3 separate regions of the Homo sapiens genome follow, and all the other regions are linked to region 2. Evidence: chromatin contacts called from ENCODE Hi-C or POLR2A ChIA-PET data. All regions are on one chromosome and are shown on one strand. The core of a region is the stretch at or near the end of the contact, and the rest is flanking DNA. Distances in the headings are between cores, read along the strand shown.

Evidence for each region. A loop is a pair of places that touch in the nucleus more often than their neighbours do. ChIA-PET counts read pairs that join two places held with the same protein, here RNA polymerase II (POLR2A). Pooled maps may share reads with other maps.
Region 1: a pooled map shows a loop between it and region 2 (10-fold over the local background). The contact joins the promoter of CWC25 here to the promoter of PGAP3 in region 2. A Hi-C loop is called at or near these places in 3 of 50 pooled maps. POLR2A ChIA-PET finds 5 or more read pairs at or near these places in 2 of 52 experiments (HEK293 and WTC11).
Region 3: a pooled map shows a loop between it and region 2 (7-fold over the local background). The contact joins the promoter of RPL23 here to the promoter of PGAP3 in region 2. A Hi-C loop is called at or near these places in 3 of 50 pooled maps. POLR2A ChIA-PET finds 5 or more read pairs at or near these places in 3 of 52 experiments (Caco-2, GM12878 and HepG2).

Annotation. Positions count from the first base shown.
Region 1 is chr17:38,823,832-38,827,252 of GRCh38, forward strand. CWC25 (CWC25 spliceosome associated protein) reads right to left here and starts at 1,490. Exons shown (of 10, transcript NM_017748.5): 1 at 1,335-1,490. The coding sequence starts at 1,352. It overlaps MIR4727 (microRNA 4727), which reads left to right and starts at 2,007; the gene lies at 2,007-2,061. RefSeq lists an enhancer at 198-829.
Region 2 is chr17:39,685,888-39,689,546 of GRCh38, forward strand. It overlaps PGAP3 (post-GPI attachment to proteins phospholipase 3), which reads right to left and starts at 2,170. Exons shown (of 8, transcript NM_033419.5): 1 at 1,947-2,170; 2 at 35-132. The coding sequence starts at 2,127. It also overlaps a transcript of ERBB2 not described here. RefSeq lists enhancers at 2,189-2,298, 3,009-3,659 and a silencer at 3,249-3,543.
Region 3 is chr17:38,851,804-38,855,170 of GRCh38, forward strand. It overlaps RPL23 (ribosomal protein L23), which reads right to left and starts at 1,918. Exons shown (of 5, transcript NM_000978.4): 1 at 1,895-1,918; 2 at 1,219-1,302; 3 at 801-929. The coding sequence starts at 1,907. It overlaps SNORA21 (small nucleolar RNA, H/ACA box 21), which reads right to left and starts at 1,192; the gene lies at 1,060-1,192. RefSeq lists enhancers at 771-1,554, 865-2,064, 1,555-2,338, 2,062-2,171.

The sequences.
Region 1 (3,421 bases), core at 240-2,739, 860 kb before region 2:
TGGAGACGGGTGTTAGTGGATAGCTCCAGTCTAGTGGCTAGAGGCCAGTGATGCTGCTAAACATTCTACAATGCACAGGACAGCCCAACTACCACCACTACCACACACCCCCAAAGAATTATCTAGGCCAAACTGTCAAGAGCGCTAATGTTGAGAAACCCTGGATTAGAGCTTTCCTGTCCTTAAATGCAGTTATGTGAAGAATACACTAAATTGGATGAAACTAGATGGAGTCCTGGCACTCACTGTGATTGAGAACACATGACAAACTAATAGGTTTACTGGGCAGGCGGCTAAGCTGATCTACTTGCTGGTTCAATTAGCTCCACTTTCCGGAGGCTAGCATTTTCCCAACCTTGCCCCATGCTCTTGTGGGTACATTTACCCTATTTGGGGCCTTAGCGCTTTACAAATGAACGTTTCAGTTTAAGAGACATTGCCACATAACTTATATTAAGTGGTATGAATTCAAAAGCAAGCTCTGCCACTACAGATCAGAATCCAGCACTGAAGGAGGTGTGGAAGTCAGAAAGATGGACAGGAAGATCCCTTCAGGCTTAAAAAGGACCCCAGGGCCGGGCGCTGTGGCTAACCCTTGTAATCCTAGCACTCTGGGAGGCCGAGGCGGGCGGATCACTTGAGGTCGGCAGATCGAGACCAGCCTGACCAACATGGAGAAACCCTGTCTCTACTAAAAATACAAAATTAGCCGGGTGTGGTGGCGCATGCCTGTAATCCCAGCTACTCGGGAGGCTGAGGCAGGAGAATCGCTTGAACCCAGGAGGGAAAGGTTGCGGTCAGCCGAGATCGCGCCATGGCACTCCAGCCTGGGCAACAAGAAACTCCGTCTCAAAAAAATAAAAAATAAAAAACGACCCCAGGGCATGGCTTAGGGTAGGGAGAATGGGGCACAAACCACCCCTACTTCAGTCCAGGACATGACTCTGAACTCTCACCCAAGGAAGAGAGGTGTGTGGCAAGACAAGATATACAAAACAAAGTGTGGTGACACGTCCTCCATATCTACCTCCTTTCCTAGCCATGGCTCCATCCGCCCCCTCCCCGGTCTTCCCAGAATTTACAGCCGGTAGAGCCGCAGTCAACAAACACGCAAACACCACCTGTCACTGTTCGCGACACACCTCGGACTTTCCCAAATCTCAGTCCCACCCCTCCATTGCCCTAAGGATCCATCCCCTCTTCAGGGCAACGGCCTCCTCCCGGCGAAAGCAAAGCTGCGTTGCCATGGTTATCCACTCCTTCCTCTACCCCCACCCCCTGCCAATTTCCGTCCCGGCCTCAGTCCTCCCCCGCCCAGGCCTCCCTCCACTCACCAGGTCTCCGCCCCCCATGACGGTGGAGACGATTCCTCACTACGCGGATCTGGAAGATTTCGGGAGGATCAAGAGAAAACGTAGAGAAATAGTTCGGGGGCTACCTCGCGGGATCTAGTCCCAGGAGCCGTCAACTGCCAGTTTCACCACCGCTCTAGAGGTCACTTCCGGGAGGGCGTCATCTCACCGCGTCGGCGTCGCGGAACGATGACGTACAGGGCTCGGTCGCGCTTTGTGACGTTGGCGTTACTTGCAGATTTTGCAAAGGTCCGGGCTCCGCTGTCGAGGCCTTTGCTGTCGAGGTCTCATTTTGGCTGCTTCGGGTCGCCACGTTGCCTGATGTCCCAGACTCTCTGTTGAAACGCCACAACTCTGTTCAGTGATGGGTTGCCGTGGGCCTGTGCCCACGGCTGTGTTGCCATGGCAGCTCACCAGGGCATTCGGCTCAAAGCTCCACGTAGTCTCTGCTAGACCTAAGGTGGACCAGACTAGGCCTCCTCCCCTCACCCTGCACACACCCCCACGCTCCAGTTTTCCAAAACGGCTTTGCAAACTGGCGCTTTCCTCAGACCTTGACTCACAGCAAATCCCCTTATGCCAGGCCTATTTTACGAAGCTAAATAGAAACCATCAAATCGAAATTCCATCAGCTTCCGTTTGCCAAACTTTTAAAATCTGCCAGCTTCCACAGTGGCAGATTTTCCCATAGTGGGAAGCTGGCAGATTCCTTTCCCTTCAGTTACTATGTGTTTTTGGCATGTTTTTCTTTTTTCTTTTTCTTTTTCTTCTTCTCCCTTTGTTTTTGTTTTTTGAGAAGGAGTTTTGCTCTCCCAGGCTGCGGTCGAAGCTGACTGCAACCTCCGCCTCCCGGACAGCAATTCTCCTGCCTCAGCCTCCCAAGTCGCTGGGATTACAGGCGCCCGCCACCCGCCCGGCTAATTTTTGTATTTTTTGTAGAGACAGGGTTTCACCATGTTGCTCAGGCTTGTCTCGAATTTCGACCTCAAGTGATCTCCCCGCCTCAGCCTCCCAAAGTGTTGGGATTACAGACATAAGCCACCGCGCCTGGCTATTTTTATTTTTGTAGCAACAGGGTTTTGCCATCTTACCCAGGCTTGTCTCAAACTCCTGGACTCAAGCAATCCTCCTACCTCGGCCTCCTAAAGTGCTGGGATTACAGGTGTGAGCCACTGCGCCCGACCTGTTTTGTAATTTTCAGAATAGAAGTTTTGCACATCTTTTGTTAAATTTATTCTAAATGTTGTATTTTTTGTGATGCTATTTTATTTATTTATTTATTTATTTATTTATTTATTTATTTATTTATTTATTTATTTATTTCGAGACGGAATCTCACTCTGTTGCCCAGGCTGGAGTACAGTGGCGCAATACCAGCTCACTGCAACCTCCGCCTCCTGGGTTCAAGCGATTCTCCTGCCTCAGCCTCCCGAGTAGCTGGGATTACAGGCATACGCCACCACGACCTACTGATTTTTGTGTTTGTAGTAAAGATGGGATTTCACCGTGTTGGCCAGGCTGGTCTGGAACCCCTGACCTCAGGTGATCCGCCTACCTTGGCCTCCCAAAATGCAAGGATTACAGGCACCCGGCCTGTGATGCTATTTTAAATAAAATTTAAAAATTTTAATTTTCCAATTGTTTGCTACTAATAGATAAGAACGTGCTTTTGTATAGTAACCTTCTATTTTACAGGCTTGCTAAATTCACTTATTAGTTCTTATGGCTTTTTAAAAATACTTATTGCCCGGGCGCGGTGGCTCACTCCTGTAATCCCAGCACTTTGGGAGGCCGAGGCAGGTGGGTGGATCACCTGATGTTGGGAGTTTGAGACCAGCCTGGCCAACATGGAAAAACCCCATCCTACTAAAAATACAAAAATTAGCCGGGCGTGGTGGCGGGTGCCTGTAATCCCAGCTACTTGGGAGGCTGACACAAGAGAATCACTTGACCCTAGGAGGTGGAGGTTGCTGTGAGCCAAGATGGCACCACTGCACTATAGCCTGGGCGACAAGAGTGAGACTTTGTCTCAAAAAAAACAGAAAGAAAGAAAGAAACAGGCTGGGCTC
Region 2 (3,659 bases), core at 920-3,419:
ACTACCATATGCCTACCCTGACCCTCCAACTCACCTTGCCATGGAACTGAGGCACTTTGTGACCTTCCTGGAGGTAGAGCCCAACGGTGACCCACATACACTCATACTTACAGTCGTCCCGACAGGTCCAGCCTGAAACAGACAAATGTGGCCTGGTGAACTCCCCAGCACAGAGAGGAAAGAGAGAGCATGAATGGGGTCCAAGCGCAAATGTAGGCCAAGAGGGCCTGTAAGTTGGAGAGAACCAGGAGAAATCTCAAAATTCTAGCTTCCCCTTTGAATGAATGAGAGATGATGAGATGTACACATAGGGGAAGGTGTATGTACGTATGTATGCATATTTTAGTGAGCAATTAGAGATATTCGTCTTTTTTTTGTTTGTTTTTTTGAGACAGTTTTGTTTTTGTTGCCCAGGCTGGAGTGCAATGGTGCGATCTCGGTTCACTGCAACCTCCGCCTCCTGGGTTCAAGCGATTCTCCTGCCTCAGGCTCCCGAGTAGCTGGGATTACAGGCATGCACCACCACACCCAACTAATTTTGTATTTTTAGTAGAGATGGGGTTTCTCCATGTTGGTCAGGGTGGTCTTGAACTCCCAACCTCAGGTTATCTGCCTGCCTCTGCCACCTAAAGTGCGGGGATTGCAGGCACGAGCCACCGCACCCGGCATTTTTTTTTTTTTTTTTTTTTTGAGACAGGGTCTCGCTCTTTCATCCAGGCTGGAGTGCAGTGGGGAGAGCATGGCTCACCACAGCCTTGACCTCCTGGGCTCAAACGATCCTCCCACCTCAGCCTCCCAAGTAGCGAGACCACAATGTCTGGCTAATTCTTTTATTTTTTGTAGAGAAGGCATCTTGTCATGTTGCCTAGGCTAGTCTTGAACTCCAGGGCTCAGATGATCTTTCTACCTTGGCAGACATTTCCTCTCCTTTTGCTCAAGTCCATCAAGATGTTGGCATCTGATGAACTCATCTATGGAAACCTGGGTTTATATTTGTCCTTCCTGAATATAGGATTTGCTCTTACTCTCCTGGAAGGAGTTCTTGCTATCTTACTCCCTTCCTATGAAAATGAAGCCCAAATTCTTCAACCTGACTTTTGAGGCTCCAAATTGCCTTTCCAACCGTATTGGTCACTACTCCTGTTCATGTACCCTGCTCCCTGAGTAAATAAAGCTCCTGGATGTGCCCACATCTGCCCAGGGCATCCATTCTCTCTGTTCCCTCTGTCTGGAATGCAAAGTGGTATAATAGTAAAGAGGACAAGCTTGTGGTCAAACAGGCCAGAACTGGAAACTCCACTTTACTACATACTGGCTGTGTGACCTTGGGCAGGGCATTTAATCTCTCTAATCCCCATCTGTAAAACTGGGATTAGAGAAACTATCTCAAAGGGTGTGATAAAAATTACTTGACATATTGTGACACCTGTCACACAGTGAGTGCTCAATACGTTGGTTCTTTGCCCACTATGGTCCAAATCGAATGTACCAGTCCAAAGTCCCTCCTTCAAACAAAACGTTCCAAGATGATCCCTGCCCCCACGTCTTCAAAGCCGGAACTGACACCTTCCTATCCCAAATGCTTCCTAATCAAAGAGTCTTTCAGGGGCTCAAATCATTCTCTGCCTTGCACTTGAAAAGGCTCATGTCCCCGTGGGGACTGTGAGTCCCAATGGGCGGGACCCTGGTCTGATTTCTGTGCCATTCCTAGACATTGTGGCCCGAATGTATTTAATAAATACCCTTTTGACTGAACAAATAAGTAAATGAAAGCTTCTGGGAAAGTAAGAGAGGCTGGTAAGGCTCTCATCACCTTAGGGGCTTCACTCACATTCATAAGAGACCTCGTGGGGAAACTAAGGTTCAGGGATTGCAGAGGCGTATTGGGGGCGCAGGGGGCGGGAGCAAGACAAATGGGCGGGGCTTACCGTGGGGGTGGGGCTTACCTGCTAGACTCATGTAGATTGGCTGGCGGGAGCGGAAGTGATTCAGAGCGCCCCCAGAGCAGTTCTGCTCTTCGCACTGCAGTACGCAGTCGCGGTACACCGGCTCACGGTCGCCCTGGGAGCCGCTCGCCAGCGCCGCTGCCCCAGCTAGCAGGACCAACCGCGCCGCCAGGCCGGCCATCCTTTCTCCCTGGCTCGCCGCCGGGGGAGGAGCTTAGGAGTATGAAGCTTCCACTTCCGGAGTAACCGGAAGTTCCTGTGTTCTTTATTCTACTCTCCGCTGAAGTCCACACAGTTTAAATTAAAGTTCCCGGATTTTTGTGGGCGCCTGCCCCGCCCCTCGTCCCCCTGCTGTGTCCATATATCGAGGCGATAGGGTTAAGGGAAGGCGGACGCCTGATGGGTTAATGAGCAAACTGAAGTGTTTTCCATGATCTTTTTTGAGGTAGGGCTGTTTACTGTCACCACCCCTGTCGGATTTTACTTCCTAAACGTACCTGTAACTATCCACTTCTCTCCATCTCTTCTGGCACCACCCTGGTTAAAGACACCATCATGTGTCGCCAAGACAGCCGCAGTAGCTTCTTAATGGCTCTCCCTGCCTCTACTTTTGCCTCTTCCAACCTGCGCTCCATTTTGAAAAATTAAAATTTGCCCATATCACTTTTTTTTTCTTAAAATTATTTACTGGCTCCCAATTACCTTGGGTAAAATACAGTCTCCACAAACCCTGCCTGATTTGGCCCCTGTCCACTGGTCTCCCTCACTCCCTTGCTCCAGACCCGCTTCAGAGGGCTATGTCCCTCAAGCTTCCTGACTGCCTGGCCTGGTCTGAATCACTCACTCTTCTTTTTTCTTCTAGTCGCAATTGAAGTACCACCTCCCGAGGGTGATTGCTTCCCCATGCGGGGTAGAACCTTTGCTGTCCTGTTCACCACTCTACCTCCAGCACAGAATTTGGCTTATGGTAGGCGCTAACTGCGTTTGTTTGTTCTTCTGTTTAATGAATGAACAGCATACATCAACATAAGAACTTGACAAATCCAGGGCTGTAAAATCATCAGTATGGTTCTGCACTGAGATCGGAGAGAAGTAATATTTCTAGGAAAATTAGGAACCCTGGGAACAGGACGCTTGCTTTAGTATCCTCTCCCTGCTCACCTCCCCTGCACTCCCATCAGCACCGACCCACACCCAATCTCATAGAAGCCTTGTAGCTAAGGATCACCCTTTCTCCTCCCCCACTCTCCTCACCCCTTGTCAACTTTTCTTTTTCGTCCTGGGGGTTGGAATGAGTAAGAAGTAGCCTGGGATTCCATTCACTCACTTAACAAACATTTCTGAGTCCTTAGCTCTAGCACCTTGCTAAGCAAGGCAAAATCTCCAGGAGGCACCATTCACATTGCATTTTCTGTGAATGGTGCTCTGGGGAGCAGCATTCACATTGCCTTTTCTGTGAATGGCAAATTCTTCCAGTTAAATATAACATGAATAGTGTCCCCTGGAGTTGACCACCCAACTGATACTGACTGAGAAGCTGAAATGAACAAAACAACCCCTTAGCCCTCCAGGAGCTGACCGGAAATCCAGTGCTAATACTACTTTGCATCTTACAGATTAGTTCTTTTACAATACTGTTTTTTTTTCTTTTTTCATTTCATTTTGTCCTTTCTGTGACTCTGGGATGAGTCTTTTTATGAGGATCCTCATATA
Region 3 (3,367 bases), core at 668-3,167, 830 kb before region 2:
ACTGTAATACAGGGCTGACAAATCAACATCACATTTGTAAATCAAGGGATGGCCAGGAACTCTTTAGAAGAGCAAGACATCCCAGGGTAGAGACAGATTAGGCAGGCACAGGAAAAAAGTGCAAGCGCTGAAGTTAAAATGCACCAAACACCAGAAGTTCTAAAGCCAGACAGGACACAAGCTGCAAGTATTTTGAGGCCTCCCCCTTTAAATCATACACCTGACAGGAAAAATTTTGAGTGGGGAGCCTGAGATTAAGTAATGAGCAATTAGCCGGGTGTGGTGGTGCACACCTATGATCCCAGCTACTCGGGAGGCTGAGGCAGGACAATCTCTTGAGCCCGGGAGGTGGAGGTTGCAGTGAACAGATATGTGCCACTGCACTCCAGCCTGGGCAACAAGTGAGACTCCATCTCAAAAACAAATAATAAAATAAGCAACGGGCAGCTTGTTTTCGTTTTGTAATATATTTTTTTTTGAGAGCCCAGGAGGCGGAGGTTGCAGTGAGCCAAGATCGTGCCATTGCACTCCAGTATGGGCTGGGCGACAGAGAGAGACTCCATCTCAAAAAACAAAACAAAACAAAACAAAAACAACAACAAAAAAACAACTAAGGTATGGAAGTGACAAGATGATGGTCCCCCCTCCAACACAATATGAGCAAAAACTTAAGATACTTATCTCACACTGCCTCTCAATGGAAAACAAACTTGAGGCCTTGAAAACTGATCCATTTTCCAATAAAGGAAAGCGTCCCCCCACTACTCATCAGTATTAAGGTGGGCTCAGTGTTTACTCACCCTTTTTTCTGAGCTCTGGTTTGCCTTTCTTGACTGTGGCCATCACCATGTCACCCACACCAGCAGCGGGAAGTCTGTTCAGCCGTCCCTTGATCCCCTTCACGGAGATGATATACAGGTTTTTGGCTCCTACAAAAGAATGTAAATAAAAATAAAAAATGTTGAGGGCCATCAGGCCGTTCCATCAGTATAACATTTCCCAAACACTTCCAAAGCCCCTCCCTCCACTCACTGCCCAAGCAGTTAGTCCGCAAGAACGCCTTGTCACACCACCGATTGAAGCAAACAACACATGTTGCCACTTCACCCAAAAGCGATGTTTTCACTCTCCCCTTTCTTGACGGCTCAATAGGTCATTAGCCACAGGCCCATTGAGTGCTTTTAAAAGGGGGAGTATAGCAACGTGCAAAGACCTCACCTGTGTTGTCAGCACAATTGATTACAGCTCCTACCGGAAGACCCAAGGAAATCCGGAATTTCGCACCAGAGGACCCACCACGTCCTGTGGATATAAAGGGAAGGGAAACAGGATAAAGAGATCACAATCTAGACATGGTTCGGAGTTCCCCCTCATACTCAAGCTGTAATTCACCGCACATGCTTTGATAGACTGTACGCTATAGATTAGCTCGCTCGGATTTTACTTATGCCGTCCCCATGTGCCACCCGATTCTCACGGAAAGTAGCCTATTTCTTACTATTAACACTCTGACATCGAAATTAAGAAACCTAGACGACTCAACCCTTGCTCTAACTTTCGCAAAACGCAATTACTCCTGCAAGGCATAAAACCGCAGAGGTCGCGCAAACCAGGGCCTAATCCAGTCTAACTTCAACCCCATTACGATAGCCCTATTCGCGGAGCGATCTCGCGGTATCCAGACTACATTCACGTCGGGATCCTGCCATCTCAACTCTCCAGCACCCCACTGCCACTTTCGAGGGCCCTGGCAGTGCTCTCGCGGTGGCCTGGCTCTCTCTCTCCGGCCTGAAGGAGAGCAAAGCGCCCCAGCTGCCTAGGGCCACCGCTCCTGACGAATCCGCCAGCCACTGCACGACAGATGGTGGAGGATCCTCCAGAAACAAAACCTCACCTCGCTTCGACATCTTGAACGCCGGAAAAAAGAAAAAAGGAAGTCGATTCAAAGGACACTGGGATATGAACTTTAACGCCCCGCCCACCCTCCTCACGTGGCCGGAGCAAAAACCGGCCTCTTCCGCCTCTGGGCGCTGCCTTATTACGTAATAAGTTTACGACGTCGCTTTTAGCCCTCTCTGCGAAGTGGGAGTTGAGGTAGAAGCGCAAGAGATAGGAAGTATCTTCTCTACGAGCTTAAGAGTAGTTAGGGACATGGAAACAGTGATTTGTTAACTTGCTCACGACCTCTTTTGACCACTTAATAGTGCCAGGCACTTATCTGCACACTAGAGAATAGGAATTAAAACACGGTTTGTGCCGTGTGGGGGTTCCCCAAGGAACAAAGAAAGTGGGGGAGGGAGGGAGAACAAGCTCTAAACGGTTTCGTTGAATGTAATACAGTTGAGAAGTGCTGCAGATCATTCCATCTATGTGTTCTTGGTATCATACCATTCTGTATTTTACATATACAGTATTGCTCTATTTATTGACCCGTCCCCCCCAACACACACTCTTTTTTTCTTTTTTTGAGACCGAGTCTCACTCTGTCGCCCAGGCTGGAGTATAGTGGCGAGATCTCAGCTCACTGCAACCTCCGTCTTCCGGGTTCAAGCAATTCTCTGTCTCAGCCTCAGAGTACCTGAGACCACAGGCGCCCGCCACAACGCTGGGCTAATTTTTGTATTTTTAGTAGAGACGGGGTTTCGCCATGTTATTGGCCAGGCTGGTCTCGAACTTCTGATCTCAAGTGATCTGCCCGCCTTGGTCCCTCAAAGTGCTGGGATTACAGGCGTGAGCCCCCGCGCCAGGCCTAATTGCTCCTTTCACAGCTTCAGCCGCCCCTTATTCTCTGGGTTCTTTCCTTCCCACGATACATTAATTCACATACTTATTGAGCTCCTACTTTACAGCAGGTTCTGTCCAGGGCGTACAGCGGATTACATCAGAGAACAAAATAGATCAACATTCTTTTCCTTATGGAGCTTACATTCTGCTGGGGTGCAGGTGGAGGAGGATATTAGACACTAAACAAAAGATATAATAAGTAATTGCAGTATGTAGTATGTTAGATGGGGATATGTATTATAAAAATATAAATAGTATCGCTTCTCGGCCTTTTGGCCAAGATCAAGTGTAAAATATAAATAGTGGCCGGGCCTTGTGGCTCACGCTTGTAATCCCAGCACTTTGGGAGGCCGAGGCGGGTGGATCACGAGGTCAGGAGATCGAGACTAGCCTGGCCAACACAGGGAAACTCCGTCTCTACTAAAAATACAAAAATTAGCTGGGCGTGGTGGCGGGCGCCTGTAATCCCAGCTACTCCGGAGGCTGAGGCAGGAGAATCGCTTGAACCCAGAAGGCAGAGGCGGCAGTGAGCCGAGATCGCGCTACTGCACTCCAGCCTGGGCGACAGAGCTAGACTCCGTCT